Regions from separate parts of the Homo sapiens genome. Here region 2 is linked to region 1. The links are chromatin loops, found by intact Hi-C in ENCODE. Cell type or tissue: mammary epithelial cell. All regions are shown on one strand. Links, peaks and the distances in the headings refer to the core of each region. The heading gives the core; the rest is flanking DNA.

Region 1 (11,526 bases), core at 2,346-10,345:
TGAGAGAGGAAGAATCTATCCCGTGACTGGCCGGTGCCTAACAAAGGGATGCCATTGCTCCACACAGACCTGTTTCCTCCTCAGTCCTGCCATCTCACTTCTTTTTGACATGACTCTTCCAGAAGTCTATATGGCTGGACTGGAAGTTCATAGCATGGTGAGACCTGTGCTCATCATTACAATAGAGAAAACAAGGTTGTATTTTAGGTATCAGGCAAATAGACAATCCAATCAGTATGCTGAAAATAATATGCTTGAATTAGATAGCTTATTCAGCAATTAAATAAATATAAGTTCATGTCTACATCTGCTGACTGTCTGTAGCACCCTGATGACTTATGGAAGTTCAAAGAACGATTATGAGGGATATTCCCTGGGCACTTTAAGCCCTTTGTGTATATGCCTTGTCTATCTGTTTGTCTCATTGTGTGTTCCTTGGTGACCCCTCTTTGCACTTTATTTTTAATTTCCATGAAGGCAGGAAGAGGCAGGCGTCTGATGGTGCAGAGCACCCGAGAAGAGTGCCTTGTGCTCTGGTGAGCTTATTAGGCACTTTCCAGTGATGTGATTACTAACTTGAAAAAGACGTTAAGCATCTTCATCAAACAATGTGTGCCTTTGTGTGGCCAGTAGTTTTTTCATTTTTACTGGGACAGCTGTTCTCTCAAAAACAGTTCTATTATAAACAACTTGCAATCACTAACAGACTTTCTTTGCCCTTACACTGCCTCTGGGATGAGCTTTACTAAATGGTAGGGTGTGTATCATCAAGCAGGTGAACCTCCTTTTTTACACAATTGTGTGTTCCTTACTATAGGAAAGCAACATTTTGAAAATAAAACACCATTCTAAATGTGCTAGATGATTTTCCAAAGTAAAGGGTACTTTAAATTAGAAAAAAAAAATCACTTTGGTATGTCTTGTTTTAGGCATAATGGGTGCATGAGTGTTTTCCATTTTTTATTCCAAATAACACATATTAATCACAAGAATGGAAACTCAACCATGAGTCGAATTTGTATTAGTATCCTTTCCATTCCTCTCCGCCTCCTGCAGTGTGAGGCTCTTAGACACCAGACTCACCAAAGTACCCTTGTAAGGCAGCTGTTCTCAAAGTGAGGCCCGGGCACCCCTGGGGGTCCAGCACACTTGTTTCTGGGGATCTGTGAGGTCAAAAACATTTTTGTAAAAATAGCAAGATGTTATACTGTCATTCTTTTATGAGCATGTAGTACAGTGGAGTTTTCTAGCGGTTACATGACATATCACAAGCATTTGAATTCAGAAGAAAATGTGAAAATCTAGCTATCTTCAATTACACTAGCCCTTAAAGAGCTTTTGGAAGATGTAAAACTATGCTTTCCTTCTCAAAAACTTCTGTTTTGGAAAATATAGTCATTTCATAAAAATGTTATTTATATTATTATGTAATGGGTTTGTTATTGCTATTTTAAAATGAATTAATGAATAAATTTAAAATTTCTGATTATTTCTAATATGATAAATATTGCTTAATATAACCCATATAAACAACAGTCCTTGAGGTTCTCAGTAATTTTTTTTTTTTTTTTTTTTGAGACAGAGTCTTTCTCTGTCGCCAGGCTGGAGTGCAGTGGGCACCATCTTGGCTAACTGCAACCTCCACCTCCCGGGTTCAAGCAATTACCCTGCCTCAGCCTCCCAAGTACCTGGGACTACAGGTGTGTGCCACCACACCTGGCTAATTTTTTGTATTTTAGTAGAGACAGGGTTTCACCATGTTGGCCAGGATGGTCTCCATCTCCTGACCTCATGATCCGCCCACCTCAGCCTCCCAAAGTGCTGGGATTACAGGCATGAGCCACTGCACCCGGCCGGTTCTCAGTAATTTTTAAGAGTGAAAGAGTTCCTAAGGCCAAAATGTTAGAGAACCACTGCTCGGAAATACAGTGCCATATGCAGTAAAACTGTCCCAGCTTGTTATTGAGATTGGGAAACTTTCTAACAAAGAGTAAAAAGGATGTGTAAAATTTCCCTAATCATGTAGCTTAGGCCCATTTCGACTTTGATTTGTGGATGTGCAGGAAAAAGGTGAAGGACTACTTTGAAACCACAGAATCTTATGAAAAACATAACTTAAAGGCCCTCAACTTTGGGGGAGGAGAGCCAACCGTGATTGCAAGCCTTTTTTTGTGGGGACACCCAAGCACACTTTGTTTTCCTCTCCCTGCTGGTACTTGCCAATTGTGCTGTGACTGGTGGGTCTGTGAGACCGCACAGGTCATCCTTCATCTCTTCATGCAGTGAGTATGTTTTCCTGAGCACCTTCACGGGGCCTGGGCTGGTAGAAATTCAGACCCAGTCCCTGTCCTCAGGAAGCCAAAAGGCTTGCACAAGGAAACAGTCAGCAAACACATAAGCGTTAAGTGAACAGAATCATTACTGATTTTGGAAAGCGATGCAAAGGAAATGAACGGGGTGATACGACACAGTACTTTGGAAGATCTGAAAGTAAATTCATACAAGATACCTGGCAAAGGCTTTTCTAAGGAGGCTTCATTTGAGCGGAGATGGGGATGGGGGTTGGAAGGAAGGAGAAAGGGAAGAGCGGTTCCAGCAGAGAGACCTGCAGAGGCCCTGCAGAAGGGCATGGCTTGCTGGCAGTGTGGTGACCACCAGAGTGGGTGAGCAATGATGGGTATGAGACATTGATGGACAAAGGTGAGATTTTACAGAGCACTATAGGCGCTGGTGAAGAATTTGGGTTTCAATCCAAGAGTGATGGGAAGTGATCTGAGGGCTTTTCAGCAAACGGTGGAGTCATCCCTTTCTGCTTTGTAAAGACCAGCCTGGCAACTGTGTAGGGAATGAACTAGGGTAGAGAAGCAACTGGTGAGTAGGCAGGAGAGGAGGCAGAGAGCACCCAGGAGGCTCTGGGCATCATCAAGTGAGAATCCATGGTGTGCAAGGGCAATAGGCAGAATGGACAGGTTTGAGATCTAATTTGGGGTCGAACAGACCAGACTCACTGATGGACCAAGGGTGGGGATGAGGCAAGGAGAGTGAAGAAATATGACCTCTGTTTTTTATTAGAGCTGCTTTTGTTTTCTCAAATCATTGCAACAAAACTCTGCAAGGTAATTAGCATCATACCTATTATTTAGAGATTAAGAGACCAGAGGGCCAATAACGTACTCATGGGTTAATAGGGCCCTGCGCAGCATCAAAACAAGTCAGCAATTACTGCAGCTGCCCCGCCCCATCTGTGGCTTCCTTTCCCTGGTGGCACGTTCCAGTTTACTGCTCCAGTCCAGGCAGTGACACCAGGTGAGGGCCTGGAAGGAAGGCTCCTCACCCTCCAGCAAGTCAGGGCTGTTAGCTGGTGTAAGCCAAGTCACTGTGCCTCGTCTTCGGTGTCTGAGAAATGGGTCCAGAGGCATCTGCTGGCCATCAGCCCAAGTGGGATTTTATTGGGACTGGTTTATTCACGTCTCAGGTGTGTCTCGGCTCCCTGAGAAAGGGAGCATTATTCTTCAGGCCCCATGGCACGTCTCAGCAAGGGACGTGGGAGTCCTCCCCGGAGACAGTTAAACCTTTGTAAAATGAAACCTTTGTAAAATGGTGAAGGCTCTGGAAGCAATTGTGAGAATTTTAAACATCGACCATTTTCGTTGAGAAAAAGGTACCTGTGCATTTCGTTCAGGCAATGGGGCAATCATTTATTTAAAAACAAAGTTTTTAGAAAAGGTGTCAGGCTTACTCAGCAGGACAGAGGCTGAAGGAGGAGAGAAGCAAGGCAGCAAGAACCAAAATTCTTAAATGTTGTCTGTTGTCACCTCCCAAGTAGAATCTGGCAGCTCTCTGCTTTCTTCACACACAACTTGGGGCACAGCTTCAGAGGTCTAGGCAGGTATGGAACATCAGATACAGATCCGTAGTAACCAGTGACAGTCAGCCCAGCCATATCATCTCTGAAATATCTGCAGCATCTATATGGCTGAGGGGATGGCATGAAGCTGACTGCTTCTCTTCCTTCCAGTTAGTTGGGCAGCCCTTCAACAAATAACTTTCTGCTTTTGGAATTGAAAATGCATTTGGGGAATGATTATCTGCTTTCTCACCTGTAGGGCAGCCTCTCTCCTTATAACCCCTAGCTACTTTGCATACTCATGGATATATCCTGCAATTTAAATTTTTATATTTTATTCATATGTGGAGTATTTTCCCTGCAACTTTGTAAAGCACTAAATATTATATGAACATTATTCAAAACATGTCCTTTCCATAAAGTCCGTTTATATGCCATCATTATCTGCAGCATTAAATACATTTTATATCATCAGAAATTTTATGATATATTTAAAAATGAATTTCTACCTAGCCGAAACACATTAGGGATTATCCTAAGAGACCTTGCTAAAAATGCAGTCATGTTTATTTGTAACTGCCAGAAAATAGCTTGCAAAATTGTTAGTGTCTTTTATTATTCCCTACCACTGGAGCACTTGCTTGTTAATTAGAGAAATTTCAACTGTCATAGTTGGCAATTATAGCTTCTGTATCATTGTCTGTTATGAATAGTCAATGAGAGCTGATTAATATGCATGAGCAGCAGTATATATAGCGTGTGCATTGGACCACAATCCAGCTGCCAGAGTCACTCAGAGGAGGGAGTGGTGTGCGTGTATGTCTGTGTGTATGTGTGTGTGTGTGCACGCGCGTGCATGCATGCATGCTGCGAGGGGAGGAAGGGAAGCGTGGAAGGGGGGAGAGAGTTGTTGTCTAGCCTCTGAGAGCAGCGCCAATGTGAAGCGTTGCAGTCGCTTGACTCACCTGAGGCTCTCCAAGGATACCTTCAATGCCTGCACTGTAAGGGAGCTGCTTTTCCCGGGTGCTGGCGAGAACGGAAGCCTTCCTTTGACGTTTTTCTAAACATGGGATGCAGTCTGTGCAGCCTGCAGAAGCAAGAGGAGCAGTACAAATTACTCTATGAAGTTTGTCAGGTAACACCCTGCATTTTATTCCATAGAAGTGCATAGGCACCCACCTGGCCAAGTGTAACTTCTAGGAAAGGTAGTGGGGATTTTTATGTGTGTTTTTGTGCATATTTTGTGTTCTGAAAGACGCAGCCTTTCTGACTTTTTTGTGTATTTTCTCTTAAGTCTGTTATAAAATTTTCCATCCAGTGGCACTTTGGTGCCTGCATTTGAAAATATAAATAGATGTTGATGGTCATAAAATGTGTTTCAAGCAGTCTTGTCACAAGGCTCCTTCACAACTGACCTCTCTCCAGAGTGTCGAACTCAAAGGGTCAAAGAGTGGTCATGCACCCTTTGAACAAGTTAGAGAAGACATGGATGATGATTAATGCTAGCAAGGTTTTGTCTGTGTTTACAAATAGTTATAAGGCGCTCCTTTCAGTACAGCCCAAGCCCTCTGCTGACTTGGTTCTTTTAGCAATTCTTGTAGTGGGACATATGGTTCAAATTGGTACTTCTCACTTGCCATTTCTGTACCTCTGTCTGTGAAATTTTTAAGAACTTCAAAAGCAAGTGACTTGATCTTGGGTGCTGTCATTCACATCAGATGACTTGTATCTTCTGAGTCATTGTGAGCAACATGAAAATTTCAGTTGAGATGAAATGGGATATTTACGATACAACCCAGATAATTTATCTTACATCTTTGTCAAATGTTTTATTTTTAAATATTCAAGTCCTACTCTTAACTAGGAGGTTTAATACTGCTGTTGGTAACCTACCTTGGCAGGTAAGGATTTTCTCCTAAAATCATTCTTCAAATGTGTCTTGGCAGTAATAAAAAAAAAATAATCCAGCTAAGGTTTTCTTTTTAGATAAGCACTTTAAAAGAAGGTTGTTACAGCAAGTGAGAAACAAAGGGTGTGTGTTTCTTGATTTATAACAATCAATGGCATATTAATATATTTTTTAAAGAGCCAGAGTTTTTAAAAAAGAATTTGATTTGAGTGTCATTTTTTGCTTAGGCCACCAGGGGGTGATATGCTTAAAGAGACACAGGGAGACGCGGCAAAAGGTGGGTTGGCTGCCTCTCTGGACAAAACCTAAAGATAAAATGACCCTGGGTGAACAAAAAGTATCTCTCTGTCTGTCTGCCTTCCCCACTGAGACAGAGAGAGGGTCAAAACAAACCTTTTGAGGCTTGCTACTCTCCTTAGGCAAGGGGTACATATCTTACAAAAAACAAGCATCTTAAATAAGTCTTGTGAATAAATACATTTCCGACCTGTGACTTCACACTCAGGACTTCACTGGACTTAAGTCCTTTTCAAAGCATTTGGGAGACATGTTGGAGATCTCGGGCAAAAGCGCTTTCACCACTGGCGATCTGGCCCCCATCCCTTGTGTGATCATGTGGTGAGGTGTAGTCCTCAGTTTGCCAAGTTATCCCACTCAGTGAGCTGGGGAGTTCTCAGTGAGTCCAGCACGCAGGCAGGAAACAAGTGGAACAGCAGACGCTGCCATTTGGGCAAGGTGGTTCTGTTACAGACTTTTGACGCTATATTTGAAATAGCTCAACATAGTAAGTCAAAAGGTAGTTTTTAAAATTTGCCTTTTAAAAATGTTTTGCTTTTTACCATCAATGCACATAAAATATCATTCAGCAGTCACAGTTGTGGATGTATTAATTACACTGGCACCCTCCAAAAAGTAACTCTACTACATCTCTGGCAAATCTAAGTGAACCTGTCTTTTATTCTTCTGTATCATTTGTGCTCAGTCCCCCCAGCCCCACCCCCAAACACACACACACGACTGCCCCCAAAAGAGGGAGCCTGGATTCTGTTGTTTGTTTTTTACTAGGTGAATTTATGTGGAAATACTTCTGGCTGAAGCATTGCTCAGTAAATTGCTGATAAATGACTTCCATCTGGAATATACTTGGTCAGCAATTTAGGAAGCCATGCAGATTTATTTTCAAGAAACTCAAACTACTTTTCAGACCCATTACCCTTGTGCCAACTAAGTAAAATCCCCCCTGCTCCTATTCTTTGGGAGTCCTGAACCGTAGCATAAAGGAATTCACAAAACACTTGCAGGAATTAATAATTGCATTCTCGCTCTTATTATGCAAAGCCTTATTAGGGCAGAGAAATTAAGGTTTCCATAAATTACAGTTCCAGAAGGTCCGGTGCGTCTGGCTTCAGTAAGCCCTCGTAACAGCAGCACAAAGAGGATCAAATATTCCAGGGCTCAGACTTTATCCTTTCCTCATCCAGAGATAATTCAAAGAGATGCTCTTCATTAGGGCCATTGGCAAGCTGCCTACAGTTTCTTTTTGGGGGCTGCTGTGAGCTTAATGATGCAGAACAATGGCTTTGCCTCTTGTTGCACACATACCTCATTGTACCTTTAATCACATTAGAAAAACAACACCACCACATAAAGTTGCCTGGTCATTAAAGGGCATTGCAAAGAGTGCAGACGCATCAGTGATTGGGGCCATGCATTAAAAGATGCACCAAGACATTTAGGGACACTCAAACACTTCTATAGGGAGGAAGCCTCCTGCCTACCTGGGGTCGTAAGGTCAGGTCAGACAAGTATAGCAGTTCTTTATGCTTTTATGATAACTGTGGTGTCCAGGTGGTGGGGGTTGCAGGGCAGTGTGAAACGTCAAGACAGGGCCTCTGCCTACCAGAAATTTGAAATTTAACAGTTGCTTCATGATTTGGAAAACTTTAGCCTGTCTTGAGTACCTTTGAGTACTCAGAAGCACTATTAAGGTGAAAGGACAGGGAAGTAAGGAAGATGCTTTAAGGTTGTCAAGGAGTACAGTCTCCTACTTGGATAAATTAATTGGCACAGGAGATCTCATGTTCTGGGAGTAATGGGATAGGGAGCCTCACAGCTCTTGGGCTGTGGCTGGAATCCAGCTAAGGGTGGTTACCAGGTGTTGGGGCCAGGGAGTGGGAGTTGGGGGTGTAAGGATGGGAAAGTCTGTGGCTCTGTGGGTTTGATGCCAGTGACTCCAGCACAGGCTAAGCACCAGCCTTGTTTGTAGCCATGTACTGTCAAGTCAAGGGGACAGCCAGTCTGTGGATGCTTTGAGGAGGGTCTTCCAATGGAGGCCAGGAAGAGGGGAACAGAGTGCCACCCCAGCCAGTATCATTTACTCCCTCCACCTCTTCTAACATCGACCAGAGACTTTTTGTAAAATGGTGACCTTTTCTAATTTGATGAGGCAACAAGGAAATAATTCTGATTGGGAGTTAAGCTTCAAACTAGAAATTATGAGTAGCACATTGTCCTAAAGTCTGCATGCACATTTTCAGGATAAGGAAAACTTATCTATAGTCACAGGACTATTCATTACTGACAGCCACAGCATTATTTATTGTGCACTTACTATGTGCCGGCACAATGCTGAGTGTCAGCTGTGCACTTTCCCATCAGATCTGTACACAAGCATGAAGAGATAGGTGATACTGTCATCCCTATTTCAAAGAGAAGAAACTGACATACAAAGGAATTATAGTGGGACTGGGAGTCAGATCTGCACTATAATTCCCACATCTGTGAATTCTTTTCTTGTATAAATCATTTTCCAGCATTGTCAATGAATGAATGATGATCAACTTTATAGGGAACCTGCGGGTCAGTTTCCAAAAATCATGCTTGCCTTTGTGGGGCTAACATAAAGACCTTGGTGTCTCAGACAGGCCCAGGTGCTACGTGGTACCTCCTGAGAAAGGTTCCTACGGGGTTGCTGGTCCTTCATACCTGGAAAGGGTGATGTGCAGAGAAAAATGAGCTCCGGAGTAACACAGAGTTCCCACTGGCTTATCAGGCAACCTGAAGAATGAATGATTTGAGAACGCTGATGTCCTTTTGCCTCTCAGTAATAACAGGAAACATCACATAAGATTAATTTGTGCCTCTTATGGCACTTGAAGTTGTTAGCTTTGAGAAGCAAAAACTTTACCACTAACTGTGACCTGCCAGAAAACTATAGATCTGATACAGATTTGTGACCCTTTATACATCAATCTCATAGCCAGTTGGATAGAAAAACACAGATTTCCAAAGTAAATACTAATCAGAATCAAGTTTATGGAGAAGTCTGGAAACTTGACTTTGCACAATCCTGCTTGCATATTAGCTAGATGCAGTACTCAGATGAGTTTACTGCTGTAGAGCAAAGAGACTCTGCATCAGCTGAGAGTCAGATGGGTCACGGTTCGATTAAGTATGGACCCAATTAATGACGGTTAATTGGATGAACATAAACTTGACCTCCACACAGCAGTTTTGAACCTGGCAAAATTTTCCTGCAAGTAGGAGTGTGTTTGCTTAAACAGCCTATTAATTCTAAAAGCTTTGTTTTAGAAGCAGCTTTACATTCTGAATTCATTTAGGCAAAGTAGGTATGGAAAAAGAAAGCTCATCTTGGCCAGGCATGGAAGCTCATGCCCTATAATCCCAGCACTTTGGGAGGCTGAGGTGGGAGGATTGCTCGAGCCCAGGAGTTCAGGAATGGCCAGGGCAACTTGATGAGATCCCATCGCTACAAAAGAAAAAAAGAAAGAAATTTAACTTAGCCAGGCATGATGGTGCATGCCTGTAGTCCCAGCTACTCAGGAGGCTGAGGTGAGAGGATCACTTGAGCTTAGGAGTTGGAGGCTGTAGTGAACTATGCTGGTGCCACTGCATTCCAGCCTGGGTGACAGTGACAGAGCAAGACCCCTTCTCTGGGGGAAAAAAAAAACAAGCCCATCTTCTCCTCCCACCTTGACAAACAGGGCCCTTTATTGAATATGGAGCCAGCATATGGCTGAGAAAGTCACTTTTTAATACATGGCCGTTATTTGTCACTAACTGTTGTTTTCTTGTTAATTAACAATGGATTATAAACCACTTTTATGTTGATTCTGAAAAGAAACGACCTAGGGTGGGACCAGAGATTACCTCTCTTCTTTCAGTTTGTCTCCTCTTAAGACACAAAGCTTTAGAGGACCATAAAGGAGTTTTCCTTCCTTTCCCTTAGGACTAGGGCTTGATACCCACCGTCCTAGCTTAGGTGTCCTTCTGAAGTATTCCAAGGTGCCCTGCACTTCCTTCCACCTTGTTTCCATATATATGTTAATTTGGCCTCCCATGTTACACTGTAAACTAGGAAGTCTCATCACCACTGTTACTCTCAGCACATGGTTGGTTGAATAAGTTGGATTTTGTAGTGTTTGTTAGGAAGAGTGAGGAGCAAGAAAAGAAGAATACAAATCAGGAATTTAGAAAGAGAACTAGGTGTTGAATGAAATGACCATGGTTTGGACCAAGGAGGTGAGGATGTGGAACAGAGGGGACACAAGACATTCATTTTTCATTCATTCAGCCAACACGTTCACCCGACCCACCAAGTGCTGAGAACCGAGGTGCTCACCCACTTGCTCACTGGCTCCCCAGTGCCCTTGGAATTCAGTGAATTAACTGTGGCTCACAGAGCCCTGTGAGATCCAGCCTCTTCTGACCTCTCCCATAAACCTCCTGCCCTGCTCATCTGCCCTGGTCCTGCAGGCCTCCTTTCAAGACCCAGAACCCACCTTATTCCTTCCTTCTCAAGACTTTGCAGCTGGCTGTTCCTTTCTGCCTGTAAGTTAGTTCACCAATTCATCTTTGAGCTCAGCTTAAATGTCCCTCTCCCTGGAGGCCTGACCTGACCTAAGAAAATCCCCCGACCCACTCTAACCTCTCTGTGCACCGCTCCTGTATTTTGTTGGCTTGCTTATCACCTGTTTTCAACCCCAACCTCCTGGACAAATGTCAGCCCCATGAAGGTAGGGACTTTGCATCGTTCTCTGTGAAACCCCAGGTCCTGGCACATAACTAGTAACTGTTCAGGATGTGTTTACCAGATTAACTTCTGAGTGAGAAATGTATCAAGTGGATCCCACTTTGGTTTGGGAAGGGTTTTACCGTGACAAATGAGTCCATATCCCTGGTCTCTAATGGTTTCCACAGATACAGCTGCACGTTGCCATGAGGCAGATGGTACGGGGTCACAAGGGAGAAGACAGCCCCTCTCTCTGTGTTCCTGTCACCCACCTGCCATGGCATGCAGAAGGAAACATATGGAATAGTGAAAAAATCCAGCTTTAATAAATGAGTTCTCTTGTGTTCATTAATAATGCAGGAAGAGGTCATGGTTAAATGTGGGCGGTGGTGGGGGGGTGGGTAATGCACAAAAGAATACCGTCAACAGTTCGGGGTGAAGGCACAGCAGAGCCCCACTAATCCTGCATTCTCCGACCAGTGTGGAATTAAGCAGGGAACAGCCTTCACTCTCTGAAGCCCACAAAGCCAGTTTCTGGCAGTGCCACTGTCATTTATGTGACAGGCGTCATAACGTTGGTAAAATGTAGTCGAGCTGTGCTGCGGAACAGCTGGTGCTGCCCTGAGAAATGTCAGGAATGAATGTGTCCTGCCTAGAGTGACCTGTTTGCCTACTTGTTCATCAAGGGCATTTTGAGTTGTGTATTCATTGGTGAACTTCAGGGAAAGGATCCCTTTT
Region 2 (11,526 bases), core at 1,861-9,860, 240 kb after region 1:
CACAGCACGCCCAAATTACCAGTTTATTTTCCCCCATGCCTCAAAGCAGCCACAGCCCATGGACAGATCATCTCTGGTTATGAACATCTTCATCAGTTTACCTAGTAGGAAAATGTTGGTACAGTAAAATTTTCCTAAATGATGTTCATTGGAAGAGATGTTAATGAGTATTGTGTTTTCCAAGGTCCAATTAGGTTAGTAAATTCTGAGTTAAACAAAGCTCAACAGGGTTTATTATCTTAAGGCTTTTCGGATCCTCTAATACACTATATGCTGTGAGTCCCTGGAGGGAGATAATCTCCTGTAGCTTTCTCCAGGTAGATGCAACCACAGGTATTTTTGTTTGCCTCTTCTTTGCAGAATGTCTCACATGACTGGAGTTCTCAGGAAAACACCCTGGGGAATGATAGAATGATGGAGAGTCATTGGATCTACGAAGACTAGGATACAGCTCCCAACACTTTCCAGCCATGTGCACCCTTGAGCAAGTGACTCTCCCAGAACCTTGTGAAATGGGATATCTGGGGAGGGTGAGCAGTGACCATAACCAGCTCCTCTGGAAGCAGGTTTTGTTGATATTGAACCAGGTTCCTTCTGCTGCATGTAGCAAGCCAGCCACTATGACAACAGGTTGGGTTTTTTGTCGTTGTTATTGTTGTTTGAGATGGAGTCTTGCTCTGTCGCCAGGCTGGAGTGCAGTGGCGCAATCTTGGCTCACTGCAACCTCTGCCTCCCGGGTTCAAGTGATTCTCCTGCCTCAGCCTCCCAAGTAGCTGGGACTGCAGGCACGTGCCACCACACCCAGCTAATTTTTGTATTTTTAGTAGAGACAGGGTTTCACCGTGTTGGCCAGAATGGTCTCAATCTCTTGACCTCGTGATCCGCCCACCTCGACCTACCAAAGTGCTGATATTACAGGCATGAGCCACCATGCCCGGCTGACAACAGGTTTTACAAAAAAGAAAGAGTTGATTCATGAGGCAGCCAAGAAAGGACGTGGGAAAACAGGTGTCAAATCTGCCTCCCTGAAGATGGAGTTTTAGGGATATTTATGAGATAGAGGCTCAAGGCAGGCCAAGGTGTGGGGAAAGATGATTGGGCATAAGAAAGAGTGAGATACTGGGTGACCTGCACAAGGTAGTCGAGATTCATGGATCTTCATAGAACACATGTTCAGAAAACAGCGGCATTAGCATGATCTTAGGGAGGAGTTTTCAGCTTTCTGATGCCAAAAAATCACCTCGCAGCCAACTGTGCAGGGCCTAGTTGAAGGACTGTGGTTTCAACCAGTTTGAACTGGGTAAGAGCTGTCCCCTAGTTCCTAAAAAACAACTTTAAGCAGCTGTTACCATGGTGACCTATCTGTCAGAGATGTTCTCTCTAAGGAGCTAGTGGATTGCTTAGCGACGTGATGTTTAACTATACAGGTTTCAAGATCAACTAGAGGTGGGCAATTAAAAGCAAGCAAGGCAGGTTTCTTTTGGCAGCTTCATCGGGTTAGCCCTCAGCTTCATAATGGCACAGTGGTTGCTATCCCAGGCCTTGGGGTCCGACCCACCTGAATTAAAACTCAGCTGTCTTGAGCCCAGGAGGTGGAGGTTGCAGTGAGCCGAGATTCCACCACTGCACTCCAGCCTGGGTGACAGAGTGAGACTCCATCTCAAAAGTAAAAATAAAAAATAAAAATAAAACCCAGCTGTGCTACTTTTCCAGCTGTGTGAACTTTTGTATTGCAGCTCCTTGGGCCACAGATGAGTCAGTTCATCTATAAACCAACTTAAATGAGATGATGCTCTTAGCCAAGTGTCAATAAACAGCAGTTACTCTCAGACCCTACCCAGAGAGACCAGAATAATAATTAACAAGGAGCCATCTTTCATGGAGCATGTGGTGAGTACTTGTCCCCTGGTGGCTGCTCAGCTTCCATGTCCCCTTCCCAACAGTGGCCTGATTCCCTCCAGGGAATCACCTCTTCGTGTGCAGTCTTAGTGGGATGGTTATTACAGAGACTCATGCCCATTATGGAATCCGAATCACAAAGCTCCTTCTTCCCATATCCATGTCCACTGGTACAGACAGAGGAGCCATGTGACTCAAGCTCAGCCTCTAGGATTCTCTCTGCTGGGACTCTGAGTTTTGGGGGTCACCATGCTGGAAGATGAGGTTAGAGTCAGCCATGTGGGGGGTAGCAGGAGCATCCCTATTCCCAGGGGGCTTCCAGGCTTTCTACCTACTCCCAAGTCTGCAGCTGTAGTATCCGGTTTATTTACTAAGCCCCCTAAATCCATCCGATCAATTAACCTTATAAACATGAACAATATTTGTTATCAATAGCACACAGAGGAGCAGAGACATAAGTCTGGAATAATTTAGGTCTGGTCCTTGCTGGAATCCAAGGAGGAGGATGAGAAGAAGAGGAATAGACATTCCTAGAAGTGAAGAATAAACTGAACAGCAGCCTCATGTATGGTTCTCACTGGGGTGTGTCCTTCATGATCCTACCTGAAAACCAGAAACTTCTCTATATTTGAAACAGGAAATTTAAAGCAGGGAATTGGCCACCCAATGGAGAAAGAGTTAAGAGGCCACCAGGGGCCACTGAGGCAGTCCAGAGATGAGCAACAGCAGGACGCCATCACAGCCTAGAGGTTAAAGAAACAGGTGGGGGGCCAGGCGCGGTGGCTCATGCCTGTAATCCCAGCACTTTTGGAGGCCAAGGCAGGCAGATCACGAGGTCAGGAGATCAAGACCATCCTGGCTAACATGGAGAAACCCTGTCTCTACTAAAAACACAAAAAACTTGCCAGGCGTGGTGGCAGGCACCTATAGTCCCAGCTACTCAGGAGGCTGAGGCAGGAGAATGGCATGAACCCGGGAGGCAGAGCTTGCAGTGAGCCGAGATGACACCACTGCACTGCAGCCTGGGCGACAGAGTGAGACTCTGTCTCAAAAAAAAAAGAAAAAAGAAAAAGAAACAGGTGGGAGCTAAACAATGACAACGCATGGACACACAGAGGGAAACAACACACACTGGTGCCTTTCACAGGGTGGGGAGTGGGAGGAAGGAGAGAATCAAGAAAAATAACCAATGGGTACTAGGCTTAATACCTGAATGAGGAAATAATCTGTACAACAAGCACCATGATACAAGTTTACCTATGTCACAAACCTGCACTTGTACCCCTGAACTTAAAAGTTAAAAAATAATTAAAATCCCAAGAAAGTTAGCTACAGTTCTTTGTCAACCATCTTAATTCTAAGTTAGTATAAATAATCTAGTTGTATGGGAATAGTCCACACTGTGGACTACTTGGAGGGGAGGAAGAAAGAGAGGGGTGGGTTGAAAAACTACCTCTTTGGTACTATGCTTGTGACCTGAGTACAATATACCCATGTAACGAATCAGCACACGTACCCTCTGTATCTAAAATAAAAGTTAAAAAATTTTTTTTTAATTTTCTAGCCTGGCATGGTGGCTCACGCCTGTAATCCCAGCACTTTGGAAGGCCGAGACAGGTGGATCAACTGAGGTCAGAAGTTCGAGACCAGCCTGGCCAACATGGTGAAACCCCACCTCTACTAAAAATACAAAATTAGCCAGGCATGGTGGCACGCACCTATAGTCCCAGCCACCTGGGAGGCTGAGGCAGGAGAATCACTGGGACCCAGGAGGCAGAGGTTGCAGTGAGCCAAGATCATACCACTGCACTCCAGCCTGGGCAACAGAGCGAGACCCTATCTAAAAAAAAAAAAAAAAAAAAAAAAAAAAAATTAATTCAAGATGGAGTAGAAACTTAAATATTAGACCTAAAACCATAAAAATCCTAGAAGAAAACCTAGGCAATACCATTCAGGACATAGGCATGGGCAAGGACTTCATGACTAAAACACCAACAGCAATGGCAACAAAAGCCAAAACAGACAAATGGGATCTAATTAAACTAAAGAGCTTCTGCACGGCAAAAGAAACTACCATCAGAATGAACAGGCAGCCTACAGAATGGGAGAAAATTTCTGCAATCTACCCATCTGACAAAGGGCTAATAACCAGAATCTACAAATAACTTAAACAAATTTACAAGAAAAAAACAAACAACCCTATCAAAAGGTGGGCAAAGGATATGAACAGACACTTCTCAAAAGAAGACATTTATGCAGCCAACAGACATGTGAAAAAGTGCTCATCATCACTGGCCATCAGAGACATGCAAATCAAAACCACAATGAGATAGCATCTTACACCAGTTAGAATGAAGATCATTAAAAAGTCAGGAAACAACAGATGCTGGAGAGGATGTGGAGAAATAGGAACATTTTGACACTGTTGGTGGGAGTATAAACTAGTTCAACCACTGTGAAAGACAGTGTGGTGATTCCTCAAGGATCTAGAGCTAGAAATACCATTTGACCCAGCAATCCCATTACTGGGTATATACCCAAAGGATCATAAATCATGCTGCTATAAAGACACATGCACACGTATGTTTATTTCGGCACTATTCACAATAGCAAAGACTTGGAACCAACCCAGATGTCCATCAATGATAGACTGGATTAAGAAAATGTGGCACATATACGCTATGGAATACTATGCAGCCATAAAAAAGGATGAGTTCATGTCCTTTGCAGGAACATGGATGAAGCTGGAAACCATCATTCTGAGCAAACTATTGCAAGGACAGAAAACCAAACACCACATGTTCTCACTCGTAGGTGGGAATTGAACAATGAGAACACTTGGTCACAGGGTGGGGAACATCACACACTGGGGCCTGTCGTGGGGTGGGGGGATGGGGGAGGGATAGCACTGGGAGAAACACCTAATGTAAATGATGGGTTGATGGGTGCAGCGGGCCAGCATGGCACATGTATACTTCTGTAACGAGCCTGCACTTGTGCATATGTACCCTAGAACTTAAAGTATAATAATAAAAAAAAGAAAAAATTTTTAAAAAAGAAATAGAAGAAGTGTGATATGGTTTGAATGTTTGCCATCTCCAAATCTCCTGTTGAAATGTGATTCCCAATGCTGGAGTTGGGGCCTGGTGAAAAGTGTTTGGGTCATGGGGGCAGATCCCTCATGAATGGCTTGGTGCCCTCCTCATAGTAATAAATTCACATGAGATCTGGTTGTTAGAAAAGAACCTGGGATATCCCCTCTCTTGCCCCACCTCTCACCGTGTGATGCACCAGCTCCCCCTTCACCTCCTGCCATTACCGGAAGCTTCCTGAGGCCCTCACCAGAAGCAGATGCCAGCACTGTGCTTCTTGTACAGCCTGCAGAACAGTGAGTCAAATAAACCTCTTTTCTTTATAAATTACCCAGTCTCAGATGTTCTTTTACAGCAACACAAAATGAACTAACTCAGGGTGGCTTTATCTAAGCCCGGGACCTGGGGCCACCAGCATAAGCTAGAACCATCACATGCCTTCAGGCATACAATGGAGACAGAGCTGCTGCCAGAAACACTGCCCAAGGCAGAAAGGTAGGGCTAGTGGGGAAGATTCCCTTGTTTATTCCTGCCCCCTGGCCTCTAACCTCCTACCCCTGCATCCCATTGGCCCAACCCAGACAGGTGATAAAAGAACCTGAGAAACACAGCCTGCGAGGGTCAATCCCCTCTTCCTTGAGCACAGTAGTAGAGCAACAAAGAACGGATCAGAGGCAAATAGGCCCTGGACTGGCAAACAACCCCTCACACATGAAGTACGTGATGCCTAATAGGCTTTGGTTTGTATTATTCAGGGTTCCTTGGGAACCTCCTGGCCTAATCATGTTTTATCTTTCATGTGAAACAAAGCACTTGCAGTCACCTACCTCCTACTCCCCAAGTCCCATTTGTTTCTCCCTAAAAATCCTGCAAGAAACATTTTATTTGCCCCTCTTCCAGATGTTCTGTAGACTTATTAGTCTCAGAGGCTCCCAATGCTCCTAATTTCAGTAAGGATTCTATCCCACACTGAAAATGGAAGACACTTGCTGTATTTATTGTTTCTATGGTAAAAATAAAATCTCTAAGAAGTGAGCACTAGCAAAATAAGGATGAATGCCTGGGTCTTTTCGGTCTTATCACACAAAGGACATATTTTATAGGGGCTGTCTTTGTATGTAATTAGGATTCCCTCAACCAAATTTAATACTAATTTTTCCTCCAGGGGAATTTCTGATGAGATTGTCCAGCAAAGGGGCCATCTCCTAATGGGATTAGCTGATCAAGATTGTCTCCTGATACATGGTGCCATTCAGCAGCCATTTTAGAAAAAAATCGCAACTGGGGGAGGGGGGATAAGTACAGCTGATGAAAAACAAAAAAAAAGCAAAGACCGAAACAACTTGCTGGCATGGCTCGAAGAGCTGGGTTGGCGCTATTTCTGCCTCAGGTAGCAAGGGGGAGGGCTGGTATATTTAAGCACCTTGGTAAAGAGATCCAATCTTGATACCGACAATTTACCTTTGCTCTATACTAGAGTTATAGGGCATTCTGACCACAGTGAGACACCTGGGGGTTGGGAGTGAGCATGACAGTGATTGAGACAAATTCACCCCCTCTGGTGGGCGACTTAGAGCTCCTATTTTCATGGGGGTAGAGCAATGGCTCATACACTCAGACTGGACTACATCCTCCAAAAGACTGCATTTCCAAAGAATCCTAACCCTGGCCCAGATTCTGTTCTTGAGGACCTCTCATTGGAGAAAAGTGGTGGGAAAAGAGAGTCTTGAAATGGGCTAGAAATAGCTCAAAACATCTGAAGCCAAAGCAATCCTTTCAATAGAGATTACTGAGGGCCAGGCAGGGTATATGATCCTGGAAATAAAAAACGACAATAAAACTACAGTACCTAGGAGTTGGTCTCCTTTTCATAATCACCATACACTGGCAACTAAAGAATGTTAATGAAAAAATTATCCGTAAAACAAAAACAACAAAAAACTTTCATTGGTGCAAGTCTAAATAATCGTGGTTACTCTGTTCAGTTTCAATAATACATATATGTAAGCTTCAAATTAGCATGGCTTTCCAATTTATCCTTTAATAAACATCATATTCTACATGAAAGTAAATTCTGAGAATGTATTATAGTCATCTCTGAACACACAGGGACTCAACTGCTCGTGTTGGTATCAAAAGTAAGTTCCCAGGCTGGGTACAGTGGCTCATGGCTGTAATCCCAACACTTTGGGAGGCCAAGGAGGGCAGATCAATTGAGTTCAGGAGTTCAAGACCAGCCTGGCCAATATGGCGAGACTCAGTCTCTACTAAATATACAAAAATTAGCCAGGCATGGTGGCGCACACCTGTATTCCAGCTATTTGTGAGGCTGAGGCACGAGAATTGCTTGAACCTAGGAAGTGGAGGTTGTAATGAGCCAAGATCTCGCCACTGCATTCCAGCTGGGTGAAACAGCAAGACTCTGTCTCAAAAAAAAAAAAAAAAAAAAAAATTCCAAATAGTTTGAGCTTGCTGTGGTCACAGTTCCTATTTCCAATCCCCAGAGGACAACATATTTCTGTGTTTACACAGAAGCTCCAGAATAAAGACAAAGACAACACAGTGGTTCTAAAACCAACAAACAGAATTCCAGTTCATTCAATTGTGTCATTTAGTGTGATCAATTGGAGTGTTTATGTTTAAATTTTTTCAAGTGCAAAGACGTTTGAAACCCCCTAAAATCCATCCTGAATAAACAAAGATATGGGCAATGTTGTGAATTCTAGAACGTGCGGTGAAACACTATTTTTAGGAATCACTGTCAAATTTAGCCTTATATTTAAGACTTTCCCCAGTATTTGTATATCTGTTGCTGTGTATGAAAGAAATGTTTTAAAATTAAAATTAATAACTGTTGTGTGACCAATCATGAGCAAGGATAGCTTGACAAAACTGGCTACCATCTGCTAAACCTGCATATGTGAAGATCCACTTTATTAAAGTAATTGACAGACTGGCAGAAGCTTTAAAAAAAAACTATATTACTACAATAGAATATCTGTATAAAGATTCTCCCCATTTAAAAAAACACATTAATATAATCAAGTTTTAGTTCACTACTTTTTTTCCATTTTGGTGCAGTAACATTTATTTTTTAATAGCATGACCATACATAAAGTTGATAAAAGAAAATATAGACTGAGTGTCCTTTTTGTCCATTACTATCCTTTGTTTCATTTCATAATTGTTCCTGAAAATAATTTTGTCATATAAAGAAGGGAGGGGTCAAATATAGGAGGTCTCTCCTACAGGTAAATCTTTATTGAAGAGGAAAATCATCTTGTTTATTCCCCTTCATCGTCAGCCTCCAAACAACCAAAACAAGAGTTGAAATTCTTGATTTTATTTTCCTTAAGAAATTCTGTCCTAAATTTGACTAAAATAAAATTCGAGTCTGACAGGTTTTTCTGTTTGTTTGTTTGTTTGTTTGTTTGTTTGTTTTTTGAGACGGAGTCTAGCTCTGTCACCCAGGCTAGAGTGCAGTGGCGCAATCTCAACTCACTGAAACCTCCGCCTCCCGGGTTCAAGCAATTCTCCTGCCTCAGCCTCCTGAATTGCTGGGATTACAGGCAACCACCACCAAGCCCAGCTAATTTTTCGTATTTTTTTAGTAGAGATGGGGTTTCACCACCTTGGCCAGGCTGGTCTTGAACTCCTGACCTCGTGATCCACCCCCTCCACTGCCTCCCAAAGTGCTGGGATTACAGGCATGAGCCATCGTGCCCGGCCAGGGTCTGACAGGTTTCGAGGGTCACTTAGTGGAGCTTACACTGGGATGCCATTACACTAGGGTGTCCACCTACTCTCTTCTAGGATGGGCTTCCCAGACTCCAAGCCAGATTTCCACCTTCCCTTTGCCTGAAGATTTATCCTCTTTCTATATAAGAAATACAGCAGGTCCCATTTCACCAGCTCTCATCCCATGACCAGTCTCACCCCAAACAAATGGAGTATTTCCACAACCTACACCGTCTTGTCTGCTTCCTGGCTCAGTCAGACAACAGTTCCTAAGTAAGACTTCTTGTGGTTGTAACAAGAAGTTCTTCACTGTCTGAGTCCTCCAAGAGCTTTGTTCAAGATGTCAAACTAGAGCCCTAGGCATCACTGAACATAGACAAAGCCTCCGGGATGGACCTAAAGTCTGGGATGCCTTGAGCATGAGAGACTGGGTTGGTAGGACCTTGAGAATAACTGCATTAGAACTTGGACCTCTTGAGATTCCATGGGAGTCTTTTCATTGCACTGACGCTCCTGGCAGAATAAACCTCTTCTGTTCTATGAGGTCACTCAACCAGCAGACATCTTAATGCCATTTTCTAAAGCTCCTTCAATTTTGGGGAGGACATTTTGTTAATTCACTGACTTTAGCATCCAGGCGACCAGGGGTGGAATCCCAGCTCCGCCACACTAAGGCAAATTCCTTAACCCTCTGAGCCTCAGCGTCTCACTTGTCAAATCATGATGCCCCCATTGACCTCAAAAAGAGATGCAAGGATTATGTGAGTAAATATATTTATTCACCCCAGCACCTGGCACGCTGGAAGTGTTCAAAAAGTGGTGGATATACGCCACTGCTATTATTTGAACAAAAATTGCCACCAAAAGAAGACAGATGGACTGCATAGGTTAAAGATTACTCATGTGACAGAGGATGTCAAATAAATGTCATTAACTAAAAGAAAGCATGTGGTGGCTATTGGCATGGCAAATATCAAATTACAGCAGTCACAACAGAGAGAAAAATCCACATCACTAGTGTGTCACATGGGTATGGATGGATGAGAGTCCCTTGGGAAGGTTTGCTTTCATCCAGACAGGGCCAGCTGAGAAAAGATGTGGTGGGGGAGAAGAAGCAGGAGAAGGAGGAGGAAAGAGGAGGAAAAAGAAGAGGAGAGGGAGAGGGGGAGGAGGAGGAAGAAGGAGGGGGAGAAGGAAAAAGAGGAAAGAGGAGAAGGGGGAGGAAAGAGAAGAAAAAAGGGGGAGGGAAGAGAGAGGGAGAGAGAGGAGGGTGAGGAGATGATTTATTATACTAGTCCCAAATTGGATCTCATAAAACTTCCAAGAGGGTGGGGAGAGAGAACCAAGTAGGAAAGGAGTCAGCAACAGAATTGTTATAAGGCCTTGGACGCATCTCTAAGAACTCCACAGTTCTTTCTCCTCTTAAGAGGTACTCCAAAAGAAAGGCAAAGTGTGGCTATATAGATCAGATGTTGTCAAAAACGTTCTAACAGGGAGTGCTGTAAAATGCAAGCTCTTGAATAAAATCTAAGTTTGGAAGATTAAGAGTCAACTATGCCAAAATATTAACTGAATTATCTGAGGGAAGTAGAACTGAGCAATGTTCATTTTCTCCTTTGTATTTTCTTAATCTTTTAAGAATTAAAACTGCGTTACTTTTTGAATCAAAATGGAAACCTTAATTTTTGACCTCATAAGTTCAATATAGGAATTATGTATGACATCAGTGGTCCCCTTGGGTTAGATATGGTGGGAAAAATAGGACAACTTCATAGATTCTGGAATTGAAGTAGAAAAAAAAATGTTCTGGTTTTGCAATCAGCTTGTTTGAAAATAAATGAGGCACTATAGAACATTGAGAATTTTTAAATGGGGGTAGGGTACAGAGGGGAGCAAAGTACAGGGCAAAGGAAATGCTTTATGCTATTGGAAATAGATGCTAAGTCCCAAATAAATCGTTAAACTTTATCTTTAATCAAATATCATTGTAAACACAGGCCCCAAATCTTACAAGAAGCAGCCTACAAATTATGTTTTTGGAGCTGGGAACACAATCTTTCTTCAAATCTAGGCCCTAGAGTCTTTAGGCCCCCTACCTCAATTCAAGCCAGAGCTATGAAAAAGGTAGAGATACAGTTAGGTACTCAATGTATGAGTCACGTTTTGCAAACAGTTGTCATTCCATTTCTAGAATGATCTCTGGGATACTATAATATAAAGACTCTGAACACACTGGATGGCCAAGAAGAGGGAAAAACATGCTTCTACATATAAGCAGACTTTAATATTTCAAATTTGGGCCCACCTGATTAGGGGGTGGGAAAAATTAAATACTTTTACATAGTAGAAAAACAATAAAAGAAAAAGAAGAGGGGCAATGCCAAGGGGAACATTTAATCTACCAAAAGAAACCAGTGTTTTCAAAATGTGTTTCCTTGTGTGTGGTAGTTATCAAAGATCCCTGGACTCTACCCAAAACTGCTGAATCACTATCACAGAGCAAAGCCCCCAAATCTGCATTTTACCTCATTTTCAGGACGTTTTTGGCACGTTCTAGTTTGAAAATCTCTGCTTAGGAAATTATTAAGAGTGAGATATTTCGGTAACTCATTCGAGATCTACCAAACAGCTCTTCATTTTCTTATGTGAAGTAGTGAAACCACTATCTTTCCGAGACTATTTTCTGATTGGCCTTTTGCTAATCAGACATAGGCCAGTATAAATGAGCAAGAAGTGAGTTTCTAAAACCAAGTGAATTCCCTAAAGCCATACACACATCTTAAGAATCTTCAATACT

What was found. A loop is a pair of places that touch in the nucleus more often than their neighbours do. Peaks named below come from ENCODE experiments on the same cell type or tissue, not always from the same donor. Only the 100,000 strongest peaks of a DNase experiment are listed, where the experiment ranks them.
Region 2: it touches region 1 in a loop (15-fold over the local background); 8 of 110 quality-filtered maps call a loop at or near these places.

The regions. Positions count from the first base shown.
Region 1 is chr3:73,427,095-73,438,620 of GRCh38, reverse strand. All of the region lies in intron 3 of PDZRN3 (PDZ domain containing ring finger 3), which reads left to right. Among named protein-coding and RNA genes, the nearest start is that of PDZRN3-AS1, 190 kb to the left of the region's middle. In mammary epithelial cell, for the core only: a CTCF peak has its summit at 5,999 (motif pointing right); no DNase peak of the experiment used is centred there.
Region 2 is chr3:73,187,211-73,198,736 of GRCh38, reverse strand. All of the region lies in intron 2 of LOC107986098 (a long non-coding RNA gene), which reads right to left. Among named protein-coding and RNA genes, the nearest start is that of EBLN2, 130 kb to the right of the region's middle. RefSeq lists an enhancer at 6,365-6,659. In mammary epithelial cell, for the core only: a CTCF peak has its summit at 6,552; no DNase peak of the experiment used is centred there.